Regions from separate parts of the Mus musculus genome. Here region 1 is linked to region 2. The links are chromatin loops, found by intact Hi-C in ENCODE. Cell type or tissue: gastrocnemius. All regions are shown on one strand.

Region 1 (8,000 bases), 96 kb before region 2:
TACATTTTTATTAATTGTACACCCACTTTATTCAGTATATACAAGATAAATGAATGGGATGCAGGTAAATTTTTTTTTCTTTAATGGAAACGGATCATACCAGACACCGAAATTGGTAAGACCTCAAGTTGAAGATTTGTGTTTTCACCTTGAACCTGAAGAGCAAATGGAGCCAAGAATAAGGACGTTTGTAAAGATACCAGAACTTGGCCAAGTAGACAACAGGAACTCCACACAAACGAAAAGCCAAGTCTTTCCATTTTTCAATTGATAAGCCTCAAAACTTGAATGCCGGTCATAAGAGGGAACTCGATGCAGGTTACCTACGCTTGTAATAAGAGCGAGAATAGGGCTGTAAAGCCTACCTACAGTACAAAGGGGATGCGGGTGTGTTACAAACGATGTTATGCCAGTGAGCTCTGTGTCTCAGACAAAATGCACACATAGCTCGAAAAGACAGAAGCTGCCCAATTCTCCTCAAGTAACTTAAGTAGTTTTATGATCGTTAAACTAATTGAGTTTATAGTTAGAAGTCTTCACCAATACAACTCACTGTCCCAGATGGCTTTAGTGATGACTTATATACTTAAAAGATGAGTTATTACTTGCTTTGCACAGATTCTTTCAGAAAATAGAAGGCAACGAAACAGATTACTTCATTATTTAAAATAATACCAAAACACAACAAAGATATTACAAAGCATGACAAAAATACCTGTAGGCAGGTATCATCCTTCATGATGTAAAAAGCTTTGAATTTTAGTCAGTTAAATACAACACCCTAGCAAGTGGAGAGTATCCCATAACCAAGTGAGGGCTGTATCCGGGACTCTAAGGCAGATTTAATGTTTGTAGAGCTGCTAGCGCACACTTCTTGTGGATAGGGTCAAAATAAAGGCTTCTATGACCACCTCAATAGATAAATCAAAAGCATTTGAGAAAATGAACAATCCACCCAGGATAAAGTTTCTGAGCAAGCTGGAAACAGAGAGAATCTTCTTAGCGTAGAGGCCGTCTATGCTAATCTGCAGGAACATCTTGGTGACAGAGTGAGTGATACTCTGCTGTGATCAGGCACAAGGCAAACGTGCTGCTCCCTCTACTTCCACACTGTCCAAGAGTGCAATAAGGAAGTTTCAGGAAACAAAATGCTCGTAGACCATAGAAGAAGAAGAAGTAAAACCATCTTTACAGAAAAAAAAGGAAGACCAACAATCAAGTTTAGCTGGTTTGCAGGATCCAAACTAATATCTAGTGTACAAAAATCAACTGCGTTTCTAAATCATTAGCAGTGAACTATTGAAAACGGAAATTATTTTTAATATATCACTTGTAAGAAAATTGAAGATGAAATTGGATGAATTAGACAAAATAGATGTGAGACTTTTCCAGTGGAAGTGATAAAAACATTGCTGAAATACAGAGCCAAGGAAATGGAGACTATGATGTATTCATGGCTGGAAGGATTTTGAATTATTAAGAACCCTGCTCTTCCAAAATATTCAGTAGATTTAGCACCGTCTCAGCCAGGATTTCAGGAAGGTTCAGAAGTCATAGAAACTGACAGACAGATACTAATTATATAGAGATAGAGACAAAGGACCTATATTGGTCTGAGAATTAGTTTTAAAAAGAGCACATAGAAGGATGCGCACTATCTGATTTTAGAGGTTATTGTAGTGTTACTGTAGGCCAGTGGAACAGAAGAATCCAGAAACGGATCTGCACATGAACCATCAGTTAGATTTTAACGAAAGAGCCCAGAAGTTAGTTCGGTGGGGGAACATGTCCGTCTTCTCAACAAGTGGCCGGGCTGTGTAGCCCTGTGGAGAAGCGGAGGCTTTGGCTTCTACGCCACACCATGCACAAAGTTAATTCGAAATGCAAGAAGAAACTGTAAGATTTCTGTAAGAAATTATAGCAGAAAATCTTAATAATTTTGAGCTCGGCCAATAAATAAATAAATAATAAAGGAAAAAAACAGCTATCCCAAAGCCCATATTATTAGGATTGAGCTTTTTCAGATTTAAAAATTACTTGTTTTTTTTAAAAAAGATTTATTTATTACTATATGTAAGTACATTGTAGCTGTTGATTACAGATGGTTGTGAGCCACCATGTGGTTGCTGGGATTTGAACTCAGGACCTTTGGAGGAGCAGTCAGTGTTCTTAACTGCTGAGCCATCTCACTAGCCTTAAAAATTACTTCTTAAAAGATGTCCAGCATTATGAAAACACAAGCCAATGTCTAAGAGCAGATAACTGCATAATGTAAATTAGGCAGAGTGCTGGCAACACAAATAAATAAAATAACTCTAAAATCGCAACAGTAATGAGAAAACACCCTATTTGTGCAATTTAAAAGCTGGTCATAGCATTTGAATAAAATCCCTTTATGGTAAATAGCATATTATGGTAAATACCATAATCCTAATCACTAAGGAAATACAGATTAAAAACAAAATCACTGTATTCCCCTTGGAAAGGCCAGAGTCAGTGCCCTGCCCGTCCCAAGTGCAGGATAGGAAGGGTGCAGCTGTAGCTGTCCCACACAGCCGTTAGGAAAGCCAAGTGCTGCAGTCCGCTTGGAAAACGGAACATGTGCTTATTGTATGATTTATCTACCCGTGTGTTTACCAAGAGAGATCGAACCATTCACAATGCGACCTGCGCAAGAGCATCCACAGTGGTTTCATCTGTGACAGCTTCCAATCCGGAAACTCGTGTGCAACAAACAGGAATATGTAAATAAATGGAGTTGTAGCCATACCAGTCAGAACACGTGAATTAGTGATGCATGCAGCAATGTGGGTAAATCTCAAGGGAAATCTGCCCTGTGCGTTGGCCACAGCTATGTGGCCCTACCCCCAAAGGGCATTATTGTAGGATTCAATTTATGCAAAGTTCTGGAAAATGAAATTAAGCCTTGGTGACAAGAAGCACATTTGTGGGTGTCTGGGAGTGAGGGATAGATAGAACGTAATGGAGGCTCAGGGGCATTCTGGGGACAGGTGAATTATTTATTATTTTTACAGCGATGATGGGCTCACAGTGACACGCCAAGGGCTCACCAAGGCCTTCACTTTATAGACGTGCCTCACGTTACATTTCAGTCATGCTTCAAGAAGACTGTAGAAAAACAGTCAAGGTTTATCATCTTTATTTTGCTGAAAGTGTAAAATGAGTGCTAACGATGACAGATTTGAGCTGGCACCCTCTCTGGGAAGCAGCATTGCTCCCTCAGAGCAGGATCCTAGAAAACCAAAACCCCATAAAGAAGTGTATTAAGTTAATTTTTGGACACTTTCATTGTCCAGATTATCATTCTTTTTTCTGCTTCTTCTGGAGCTTGTTTGTTTTGTATAATTTCTTGGACTCCAGAATATTCAGAGTTCGCTGAAGGCACTGTTTCCACCCCCGCCCCACGCCCGCCCCCCCCCCCGTCCCCCCCCCCCGCCCCCTGTTCCCCCCACCCCCCGTGGTATTTGCCCTTGTTTTCTGACTCCTCTGGTGTCTAAAACTTGAGGCTGGGTGTAGAGGACATGAAGGAGGCAAGAGGAGCGGGGAGGCTGCGTCATGGAAAGACCTTGGCGCCCCTCAGGAAGGAAGGACCTGCTTGGCGGGATCCCAGGCTCTTTTCCTGTTCAACCTCCCGAAGACATTCCGTTCTGTGTGGCCCTGCAGAGCAGCTCTCTCAGTTTCTCTTCTGAGATACCCCTTTGATAGTCCTGTCAGGTGGAGCTGCCTGGTGCCCTGTGGGCAGCCAGTGACTGTCTCTTGACCTGATTGCTGGACACAAGGGCATGAGATTTTTTTTTTACACCAAATTTCTTCTGTATTTTCTATCACTTGGCTTCTTTCTTCTCTTTTGTACTTTGTAATGGTTATTAATTCTCATGATTGGTTTTTGTTCCCCCTGAGGGAACAAAGGAGCGTCTAGCATTGACTAGCTTGCAGTGTTTTACGGGAATATGATTTAGACTCTCTAGGGAGGTCTGGTCCGACGTCTGAATGAGCTCTCTAGTCCTTCCGTTTCATTGGGAGATGGCTTTTGCTCTGGGAGGGCTGGTTGCTTTGTCATGTAGGTTATGGCTGGGATGGATAGCTGCCTCCACAGATGCATCCTTCCCACCTCTGCTCTTATCACTCTCTGCGATCACTTTGCTAATCAACTTCTTTATTATACCTCTCCTATGTTTTCAGTGTTGGCGATTGAACCCAGGGCCTTCACCCATGCTAGCCAGTCTCTCCCGTCACTGGGCTACACTGCTAGCCCTCACATCTCCCTTCTGTAGTGTGTAAGGTCTTGGGGAACAGGGTACTCTTCTGACCCCAGCACTGTGAACAGTCTGTGGTATGTGACACCAGATGTCTGTTAAAACAAACAAACAAACAAACAACCCCAACAAATAAATAAGAGAAAGAAGTTTTATGTGATGTTGGGGCAAATAAAGTGTATGTATTTGGAGAATATCTTTTTCTTTAAACCTTTCATTCATCTTCTAAGCCAGTCAGTGTTGCATCTGTTGATCAGTGGCATACCCACGTGACCTTGAAAGATTGGCTTGGATGTTTATGTCCATTAAATATATTAGTAGATGGAAAATGCTCTGTGTGGTGGGCTTGTTGGTTTTCTGGGGCAGGAGGTCCCAACCACCCCTGGGCAGGTGCTTGTGGGTTGTATAAAACATAGATAGGCCAACAGAGTTCCTCCATGGCCTCTGCCTCAGTTCCTGCCTCCAGATTCCTGCCTTGAGTTTTCCTCAATAAAGGACTGTGACCTGCCAGACGAAATGAATCCTTTGTTCCTCAGGTTGCTTTTAGTCATGGTCTTTATCACAGCAATAGCAAGCAAACTAACATAGATGCAACATCCCTGGCTTTATCCATTCTAAAAGTCTATGGGTTTTGTATTGGTAGTATCTGGTAATTCCCTTCAGTTGAAATTTTTGAGCCCTGGGTTATGTCTGGAGGCATAAGCAAGAGCTGCATGGGAGGAGTCTGAATCATCTCGCCTTGTGCAGTGTGGTTATCTGAGAGCATCTGAAAAGGTACCTTGTGGAGGCAGAAGTGGACGAATTTTTAGGAGGTGAGTAGCAAGCAGTTAGGGAGGGAAGTCCCTGAAGTCTTTCTTCTACAGTTTTTTTTTTTCTATTTTATGCAACAGCTGGCTATCGCATATCTCATTGTGTATCGATGGCTAAGTTCTCTTTTATTAGGATGTAATAAAAGATCGAGCCTGCGTAGTGACTGCTTTCTACTCTTACTGCTGTAACACCCAGAGTGGCCTTTCTCAGTTGCCACCCAGAAACCACAAGCTCCTCCTCGGTTTCTCGGGCCTGATCAGAGAAACCCACAATTTCTAGTTCAGTTCGGGGTGTTCTCCTTTGTTTTGCTGCTGGTTTCCTCTTGAGACATCTGTCTCCCCGCACTCTAGCCCACACGCTGCAGAGTGAGAACCTTCCAGTTCCCCCACAGACCCAAGCATAGTGCTCATTCCTACCTACAGGCTTCCTGACAGACGATAGCCAGCCAAGAGAACCTTCTCTGACCTGTCCAGTTCTGCTTTGCTGCTCCTTCCATCCCTCTTGGCCACAACGTCTCTAACCTGAAGGAATGGAGTGTGAATGGCTTGTCTCTCACAGACATCTGGGAAACTGGTCTGTGGCAGTTCAGAGTATACGGCAGCCAAGTGACTAAGCCTCTTCTTTTTCGGTCTAGAGGTAGCTGGTGTAATAGACACATCTCTATCTGAAATGCCCAGCTAAGCATGCCCACCGTGGAAGAGTGAGCTATGGACCAGGCTTGATGTTGTGTACCCTTGAGAGTCCGTGGGTGAAACAGACGCAGCCTGTTCCTTTGTAGGTCTCATAGTTCCAGTGAGGAGATAAATTGGGGATGGAAAACCCATAAACAACACTAGCCAGGAAATTACAGCATGGAGGCCGGTCGTCAGGTATTGGTAAGCAACTGGTTTGGGGGAAATACAGACATTTTCCTGGAGAGAAGAGGAGCTGATTTATAATGCTCTTGCATAGATAACCGTGGGTGACCTGCTTTGCTTAAATGACGGAAAGATCCCTCCTCAAGAGGAACAGGAACTTCTGACCTGATGATGCTCTCCAGGAGACATCACAGGTGAAAGGCCTTCCTGCGTCTCTGAGCTCCCTGCCCCCAGACGCTTTGGAAACTATGGCAAGGAATTATGTTTTGATATCTGTAAATAGCCTGCGAATATTTGTGACTTCCACGGGCAGAAAGCAGTTAACTCTGTGTTTGACTCACACAGCACCTCAAGTTCTGTATCTTCTTGAACCAGGAGCCAGTTAGTGTTGTGACACTCCAGTTTGCCACGGTCTCCACCGCTCCCTGTTACACAAGCAGACCCTTTGACTCAGGGCCTTCTCAACCCTGGGAGGAGGGTCGGAGCTGGTGACACCATAGCCTATACCTTCATTTTCAGGATGTGGGAACTAAAATTCCAGCCCAAGCAGTATTGTTGCTGTGCTCACAGGAAGTGTCACACACACACACACACACACACACACACACACACACACACACACACACACACGAGCACATTTAAGGTCTGTATACTGAGCCTTTAATCCTAGCACTCGGGAGGCAGAGGCAGAGGCAGGCAGATTTCTGAGTTTGAGGCCAGTCTGATCTACAAAGTGAGTTCCAGGACAGTTAGGGCTACATAGAGAAACCCTGTCTCGAAAAACCAAAACTAAAAAAAAAAAATCTGTACACTGTGTATACATATAAGATATCCATTAATTTATAAATATACTAATCGATCTTTGTCTGGATTCCAGATTAGATCTGTAGTGTCCTACGCAGAGAAGCAGATGTCTCAGTAATTATGTTGGGGACTTAACTTTTACTGGAAATTAGTATTGTATGACCTATTAGTATTGTATGACCTATCCCATTAGAAGAAGACCCTTTAGATCTTCTTTTATTATAGTGTTGAGGTTTGGACCCAGCACTTGCATATATTAGGTAAGCCCCGCTTTGCTTTGTAGATCACAGCTTACATCGTATGTGAGGACTGTGTTGTCAGGAGAACGGGTGACTTTGTCCCCTATCAGCTGGGATCTCAGGCAAATCTCCACTTATCAGAGTTTCAGCTTTCTGGCCTTTATCCCGGAAGTATTGCAGCAGGATATCCCTAAGGACCCTTCCATCTATCTGTATAGCCTCTGCCTCCATCCTGTAGGCGACTCTATATGTCATTTCCTGCTTTAGGCGACCGTCATTTCCTCCCTTTGGGAGTAGCTGGGTTGGTAAAGCAGTCAGTGTGAGTTATGTCTCATTAGAGTTAGTGACTCCTACGAATTGAATTGGCCCCAAATCTAAATTGCTCAGGCTAGGAGAGGATTGAGCCTGTGTCCAAATGACTTGTCCGGCATCAACAGGAATGTTGGCGTTATTTCCTTGGCTTAAAAAATCAAATCAGACTGAAGTAATTATGATGAAGCCTCATTTCAAGCCAGGTGGTTGTAGTTCTTAATTTACACTAATGCACTTCTCATCCTATTGGGCAGTTCTAAGTTATGCCCCTCTTACCTCATGCCAGAGAGAGAGAGAGAGAGAGAGAAAGAGAGAGAGAGAGAGAGAGAGAGAGAGAGAGAGAGAGAGAGAGAGAGAGAGAGAGAGTAGCCCACTGTTTAAGCTTTTGATAGATTCTCATTAGCAGGGTAATTAAAGCTTTGTAGTCTTGAAGTGTCTGTAGCCACCAGTTTATATCTCCACCCTAGGTGGTGACAACACAGTAAATCACTTGCAGGACAGATGTTTTAATTAGATGGAGGAGGGAGCCCAAGGGTACTGGCCATCATAGCCCTGAAAGGCTGTGCTGGAGAATCTTGTAAAGCAGGAGGTTTTGCTGAGTACCATCCAAAAGGTTCCGGCACAGTTAGGATGCCAGTCTGCTCCTGTAGGACCCAGTGAATCAGAGCCCTGACCATCAAGGCACCAGGGTAGAGTGTGGT
Region 2 (8,000 bases):
GTCATCCTCTCTCAGTGAAGTTTTGTAACAAAAGACAAGAAAAATACCCAGATAATTGAAAAATGTTTACATTTTGAGCAAATAAAACCAGCATAGGGTAATCTAACTTGAGCCCAAGATGACGTACTATGCTATTTTGAGAACTTTCTAGATAAAATAATACTGAGAGTAACAGTGAGATGTGCCCCTAAATGAGCCATTCCAGACTTGATGGAAGAGAAACTTTCCCATGTCATTCTGAAACCTAGTGGTAATCCAGTGAAGAATTTTCTTTTTCAAATAGGAAGGCCAGAGAAGGGGTAATGGCACATTTACTTATGGGTGAGATAAATTCAGGGAAAATGAAGTATTTATAGAATCACAATAAGAAGGTAGGAAATTTTAATATTTTTTTATGACAAGAACCGTAGGATTCTTACACTTGGTAATAAAAGACAGAAGGTAATGTATATGGTTCAATCATTTGTGCAGAAGCAGTGTGTATCATAGTCATTGAAAGTTATCTTTGGGAAAATATTCTAGTTAAAGTCCATTTCACAAAGAGTTTAAAGAAGCATATAGAATATGCACATAAATTATATATAATATATGCACATATACCATATGTATATATAATATACCACATATATGTGTGTGAATATATGACTATATATCACATACCTGTGATATATATAATATATGTAATAGAAAAATATAAAGAAATCAGGAGTAAGCTAGCAATTTGTTCCTGGATTTTCTGGATATATTCCCTTTTACCAGAAAGAAACTGGAACTGCTGGTTAGTTAGTGAACTTCCAGTGGCATGTGCCAGCCAGAGAGCAGAAACCTAATTTCTTCATCTCTCCTCATTACATTGTGATTCCCCACAACGTGTGGAGCCTCAGATGCCCAGCATGGAAACCTGTTAGTAGTGCATACTTTGTGGGCTCCCTTTCCCTCTGTATCTTGTTCCTGCAGTCTTCTCTTGTTCTGGGAATTCTTTCCCAAGTGACCTCCAGTTGCCTCTTGATACTTGCAAGAGGTTATTGGCTTTAGGATTCCTCACAGATATCAAAGTCGAGGTAACAACTAAGTCTCTGTATATGAAATGCATAGTATTTGCATATCATGTATATTTTAAATAACCTCTATATTACTCATAATATTAAATACAATGCAAATATGATGTACTTGCTATGCTATGATGCAAGAGTGTGTGCTTGTTCAATAGTGATGCATTTAAGAAAGTCTTCTTGATCTGAGGTTGCTTGAATTTGAGTATTTGGAAAGTACAGGGCTGATGGCACTTGCCATTTAAGTCCTGGTCTCGAGCTCTGTGCCTATGATGGTAGATACTGACAGAACAAAGCAAGAACAAGCAAACAGCCAGCAAAGGCTCTGAAGACATCACCGGGAATCTTTGGATGACTCCAAGGATAAAGGAACTGTTACTGCTGAGGACAGTGACAGTGTTGAGGGAAGTTCAGTCTGATAAATGTCAAGTTTTACGAAACTTAGAGATATAGTGAGGGGAGGGATGCTAAGTAGCCACAGAGAAGATGTAGCTAGAGTGTACATTTGGGGGTCGTCAGTCTCTAAGCAACTGTGAGAAGCCAAGGGAACGGAGCAAGTATGAGTTGCTACAGAGATGAATGGGCATCCAGAGAGCCCAGAAGTCTGATCTCCCATGAAGGAGACTGAGACCTGTACAATGAGAGCAACTGGGGGTGAGGGTGGAGCAGAGCTTCTTCTACAAGGCCTGAGAGGCACGGGCTTGTACTTTGGAGTTGTGTTAGATCCCTGAAGTGAGGAAGGAAAGGAGATGAGGAGGAGGAGGGGTTAGGAGGTGAGGGTGTCTTCTCAACCCTGGCGAGAGGTTTTCCTCATGGCTCTTAATAGAACTTTGGTGCCGTTCCGGATTGCCACAGTTAGTTAAGTTCTGACCTGCTTCCTGCTACCAAGGAATGCTTCGATGACAGCGAGTCCCCTCGCCAGTGCAGCTCAGGAGAGACAGTCCCGTAACAAGCTAGCTGCTTCTCCATCCTCCCTTTGCACTGGTAGCCGGCCTGTCTGGCTCTCAGCCTGCTGAGTCTTTGTCGTTCTCGGAGGGAGGCGGGTCCTTTGGAGACCTGGATGCAGCTTCCTGAGAGCCAGCGTTAGACAAGGAGTCCAATGGCATCATCTGAATCTGGAAGTTGCTGTGGGTCGTACAGTTAAACTCCTTTGGATGACTTAGAAGACTCTGTGCTTTTCAATACCTCTGCTGGGGCTTTGCTGCCATTTAAAAAGGCATAGACTTCCGTGCCATGTTGGGCATTGGCAGTGATGGAAGTTCCTGGAACTTGGACACTACCTTAATTCAGCAAATTCGCATCCCTCTCCTCTAAGCAATTGTTAGACTCAGCAGCACCTTTATGCAGCACACCGGAGGACAACATATGCATCTCCCATGATTCCTTCTTCGCTTACCTCCTACCGAAGGCTCCCACCCAGGGTGGTATATACTTGTAAAGACTCACTTAAATGTGTGCTTTGTACACATCTAGCCTGTCTCTGTTCATACCAGCATTGCTTCAAGCAAGGATCACCCATCTTCATGTGCATCGTGTTTCCTGTAAAGAGCCCTGTGATCAGACAGTGGCTTATTCTGTGAGTGTAGTAACATGGTGGAAAGTGCTCCTGTTTTGTCCCATTCCCTTCCAGAGATGTGTCGTGGGAGCATCCGGGACATTTGGTTAATTGGCCAACCCTAAGGTTTCCTGGTTTGTTTTACTCATGATTGTTTTCTCCCATCTACTACAAATGATAAAAAACAACTTTCTCAATAGAATAAAAAAAGAGAGATAGAGCGAGAGAAAGACATGGGTTCATGGGTTGGTGTCACTCTGTAGTTTGACGGCAGAAACCAGAATCTGGCCTCTTCTCTGATGTCACTGACTGCCTGACCCCACTTAACCTTCCTGTTAGTTTCTGAGTTTCCAGAAAATGTATTACTTCCCAGAGATATCAGGAAACTCCGAGAACGAAGAGCACACAGAGAAAGAAAGTTAGGAAACGTGAGCGAGCATTGCTCTCGCCCCTTGGCAGAACGCACCCAAAGCATTTTTCAAATAAAACCTCACATCAGCTTAGTGAGACAAACAACTTCTGAGGGCGCCGACGTTACCTTTTTTGAGGTAAAGTTAAAGCTGATTTAAAGAGAGATCAGAGCTCCATGTTGCCTCGGTGGAGCCTCACGTGATGTAAATTTTAGTGCACAACAGCTTTTTGCAAATGAGCCCTAACTGTGGGGATTACATGGTAGTTCCTAGGCGTAAGAAGCCTACAGTTCTCAAAACCGTATGCAGATTAGCAGTCAGGTTTGCGACACTTGAAATCTTGTCAAGGTTCCTTTTTATGACATTGACAGACTTGCCCTGCACCCTATCCAGGTAATGGCTGCTCATGGTCAGCCCCTGGAGGGACATATCAGGGCTGCAAGGCTGCTGACCCCTGGAGACTGGAATGTGCATTTCCTAGCCAGGGCTCGGAGCCAACTTCCTATTTATTTAGGAGGCCCTGGGCACTTGGGAGCCAAGCAGAGCTTGTGATGCAAGTTTTAGCTGCAAAGCATGTTGGGGTTGCCCAACGTGTCTGACTGAAATATGATTTGAAAGATTTCTCAAAGCCCAGGTGGCGTGAGCCGCAGTCACGATTAGGTAGTCTTTTATAGCCCTTTAAATTCTGACCTAAGTAAACAGAAAACCAGGCCAAGCAATGAGGAAGCTCTGCAGGTCTGCAGTGGGAGAGTTCCCTCTCCCCTTCCTGTTCATAGCATCAGTCAAGAGGATGTCACTGGGGGTAACACAAACCCCAAAGTTTTGTGTCCAGATGTCTTGCGGATTCCCGGGTGTGTATGTGGGGCGTGCATGTGTGTGTTCACAGGCACATTTGCTTTTGAAACAGAAAGGTACACATAGGAAAGGATACAGGAAAGGGTGAGTGGCCTGCAGGCAGAGTCCCTGTGTGCTCAGGACCTGCAGAGAAGCCTGGCTCAGGGGGCTGATGCTTAGATGAGAGTGGGATCCGCTCTCAGGCTGCTGTGATGCAACTGGAGAGCATTTTACCTGCCTGAGGATTTGGTGAAGGCTGCTGAGTTCTGAAGCAGGTAGGATAAAGATGAGTCTAGTTGGAAAACACAGAGGTATTCTGGGGAGGATGGAAGACCGGAGCAGCATAGAGGACAGAAACAGATTCGGCTTAGATTCCCTGGTTAGAAGGAATCTAGAAAGTTCAGAGTTCATGCTACTGCTCTGCAGACTGCCGCCGAGCAAGCAAAAAGGATTTAATTCATGAAATATTAAAAATGCAGGCAAGCTGACCTTTTAGCCCATCTTTGTAGTATTAAAGGAGTAAATGAATAGGTTCTCGGTAATTAGACTCCTACAGAGAATTTAATTTGTGTGTAGGTATGGTAAGTGTTTAGCAATTCAATGCACATCCTGCTTTGGCCACCACTGAGCGGTGTCTCAGGCTGATGATCACACAAGTGGCAGTGCCTAAGCCTCACAGTTATCATCTGCCACCCGGGGAACCTTGGAGCCTGTTCACTAGGGGTTCCTGAGAGACTTTTGGTAGCATAATGGGAAAGGGAAGGGCAGTGGGGTGACTTCTGTCCTCGTGTAGCCGTTGCCCAACATTGTAGATGGAGATGCAGAACCTGGCAGAAATATTGATTCTATAACGCATTATCCTCCGCGGGCACAGGACAGCGCTCTGTTTTATCTTCTTGAGACAGAAGACATGAGAGAGAAGTGAATTAGGTAGTACAACAGAGACTGCAAACTCCTTCCCAAAAACAGCTGTAAGTTTTACCTGTGTCTGGGCCTCTGAGTTCAATGGCCTTTTATCCAGATTCACTTTGGCTCTTCTTGCATATTCTTCGGGCTTCCTAATATAGACTCTAATTCCCCCTCTGTCTTTTATTAGTGGATGTTAGCGTATGAAACAGGGTTTCCTTATGCCATTTCCATGCGTGAATATAAGAAACTTGGATGAACTGATCCCTTCTGTGACCCATGCTCATCGATAGTAGTGTCCCCTTTGCTTCCAAGTGCGTCTAGATTATTGTCAATGTAAGAACTTTTAAAATTGAGGGTCTCGCTTTGTTACCCAGATGGTCCTCAGTGCTCTGGGCTCAAGCAGCCCTCCTGCTTCAGCCTCCTGCATACTGGGGCTATAGGTGTACCATAGCACCTAGCTGACCCAGGTTCTCCTGGAGCAGATTGCAGTACGTATACCTGGATAGACTGTATGTTCTTGCTTACTGGCATATTTTTATATAAAACCAAAGATCCTTCAAGTGGTTTCCTGAATGTAAGAAAATACACATTTACACTTTGAAAGATATTAGTCCTCACCGCCAAATATCTCTGAAATAGCTTCCGTCTTTAGTGCTATGGATTGATGCTTCGTGCTGAGTGTTTTGAATGTGCTCTTTGTTGCCCCTTCCTGGACAGAGCTAGGAAGGCAGTGCTGCCTGCTTGGTACATGGGAGTGCTGAGGCTTTGTACCGAGAACATACCATAAGTCCTGGACATTCAGGATCCCAGTTTATCCTTCCACCAACCACTGTCAGGTGCACACACAAGTCTCTTCATATTTATGAATTTAGGAAGTAGAGCAAAATTTAGTTTTGTTCTTAAGTGACTGTCTTACATAGGATTCGATACCTTGACATGTTTACTGGCTAGCTGCGAAGTTTTTAAATTGTCTTTTATAATCTCAGCCTTATTTTTATGAGATTGTTCACTTGTTTTCCTTATTGGGTCCTTCGAGTTCCTCCCTCCTTCCCTCCTCCCCTCCCTCCCGCCTCTTCATTCCCTAGGGTCTAGGGTGTTCTAGCCAGGTGCTTTCCCATCAAGTTGTAGCTCTAGTCCTCTTTTAAACTTTTTATCTGGAAACAGGATCTCACTAAACAGCCCAGATTAGGTTTGAATTCACCAAATACCCTAGGCTGGTCTTGAACTTGTGACCTTCCTGGCTCAAGCTCCCAGTTAGCTAGATTTCAGGCCTGTTCCACTATGACAGGCTGATTTCTACATGTCTTATGTAGTAACCCTCTCCCTTGTATGGCAAACCCCTTTTCTCTTCAGTTTGTTTCTATCAACTCTTTGTGTGCTTTGCCAAACAGAACTTTATATATCTAATTGTGAATCCGTTCATCTTTTAAGGCCTGAGTGGTTGGCTACCCTTCTTCCATCATAGGAGTATAATATTTTCTATGCTTTCTTATGTTTCTATAATTCCTCAATAACATTTATTTGTGATTGACTCCATTGGGTTTTGTCACTTTGACACAAACCTAGACATATCGAGGAAGAGGGAATCATAATTGAAAAAAACAATGCCTCCGTAAGGCAAGTTTCTAGAGCATTTTTTTTTTTGATTAATGGTTGATGTGGGAGGGCCCAGTCCACTGTGGGTGGGGCCATTCCTAGACAAGTGGTTTTAGATGGTATAAGAAAGCAGACTGAGCAAGTCATGAGAAGCAAGCCAGTAAGCATCATTCCTCCATGGCCTCCGCTTCAACTCCTGCCTCCAGGTTCTTCTAGTGTTTGAGTTCCCGCCCTGGCTTCCCTCAGGGATAGAGCGTGCCCTGAGAGTTATTAGCTGAAGTAAACCATTTTCTTCCCAAGTTGCTTTCTTTGTCATGGTGTTTTATCACACTAATAGACACCCTAAGTAAAATCATTTTAGATACTGAGAACAGTTACAGCCAGATTGCAAACCCTTGTGTTTTGCTACACAGAGGGTGATGTAGTTAATAATCTTGTATTATATTAATCACATTGCTGTAAGAAAGGGTTTGGAATGTTCCCATCATGAAGAAATGATAACCGTTCGAGATGATGGGTAATCTGCTCATGCTGTGTTGAGCAGCTCCTCAGGAATAGACAGATATATTGAAGCATGGTTCTGCACTCTATACAGCCTGTCAGTCCTCTAGCCTAGATTATAAAATTATTAATTTATTTTCACATAGGTTCTTACATGTTCTTTATAGCAGTGATTTATTTCAGAAGCATCCTGGGAACGTAAGCTGGCTTTAATCGTCACGTTTCTGCACGTGTTGGGGAAAGCCTAGTATAATGGCATGCAAAACATCCACTATCCTTAGATGCTGCACAGTGTGCAAGGAATTCAGTTAGGAGCCACTATTTTTATATATCAGTTTAGAAAAAATCGAACCCACCCACTTTTACCTAATCCAGATTAACATCGGAGGGTCTGTGCCGACTGTGTTTGGACAACCCCATCATTTGGGTTCTAAGGTTGGCAGAAGTGAAGACTAAATTGGTTTGCCAAGGAACCCTAAAGTTCCTCCTGTCTCTACACAAGTTCCTCCAGAGCTCAGATTACAGACCTGTGTTACCATCCAAGCTATTTAAGGGGATTTGAACTCTGGTCCTGATGATTGTGTGGTGAGTACTTTTTGAGTCATATCCTCAGCCCATGTCTTCCTTTCTTGTAACACACAGCCACTCTCCAGAGAGACCGCATCTTCAAGCATTTTACCAGGAAGCGCCAAAGGGCTATGCGAAGACGAGTCCATCAAGTGAACGGACATAAGTTCATGGCCACGTACCTGAGGCAGCCCACCTACTGCTCTCATTGCCGAGAGTTCATCTGGTGAGACAGCCTGCTTACCCCCACCCCACCCCACTTTCACCTCCATCCCTGGGCTTGCTGCTGGAGGCTTCTTTGGCTTATGTGTGGTTTCAGGAGAAAACATAATGGATACTATTCTTCAGATCTGACTTTTGCCTCCTATTCGATACATTGATCCTCTTTTAACAGGTTTAAACTCCTACTAAAATAATAGCAAAACTAAGTAATTTACGGACCCAAATGTTAGATATTATTTCGTATACTAGTTACTCTATTGAAGATGCTAATAGATGAAAGAGCATGAATCAGAGAGAGAGGAGAGTCAATCAATTGATAAATTAGAAAACCTGGCTGAGGAGAAAGGAAAATTA

What was found. Peaks named below come from ENCODE experiments on the same cell type or tissue, not always from the same donor. Only the 100,000 strongest peaks of a DNase experiment are listed, where the experiment ranks them.
Region 1: it touches region 2 in a loop (3-fold over the local background); 17 of 42 quality-filtered maps call a loop at or near these places.

Annotation. Positions count from the first base shown.
Region 1 is chr12:73,588,203-73,596,202 of GRCm38, forward strand. The region is part of intron 1 of Prkch (protein kinase C, eta); the gene reads left to right. Among named protein-coding and RNA genes, the nearest start is that of Prkch, 7.4 kb to the left of the region's middle. In gastrocnemius, no CTCF peak of the experiment used is centred here; a DNase peak (open chromatin) is centred at 3,618; H3K4me3 peaks cover 3,710 bases; H3K27ac peaks cover 5,965 bases.
Region 2 is chr12:73,684,049-73,692,048 of GRCm38, forward strand. It overlaps Prkch (protein kinase C, eta), which reads left to right. Exons shown (of 14, transcript NM_008856.4): 3 at 7,500-7,650. Among named protein-coding and RNA genes, the nearest start is that of Gm34189, 94 kb to the right of the region's middle. In gastrocnemius, a CTCF peak has its summit at 3,462; a DNase peak (open chromatin) is centred at 3,489; H3K4me3 peaks cover 235 bases; H3K27ac peaks cover 4,267 bases.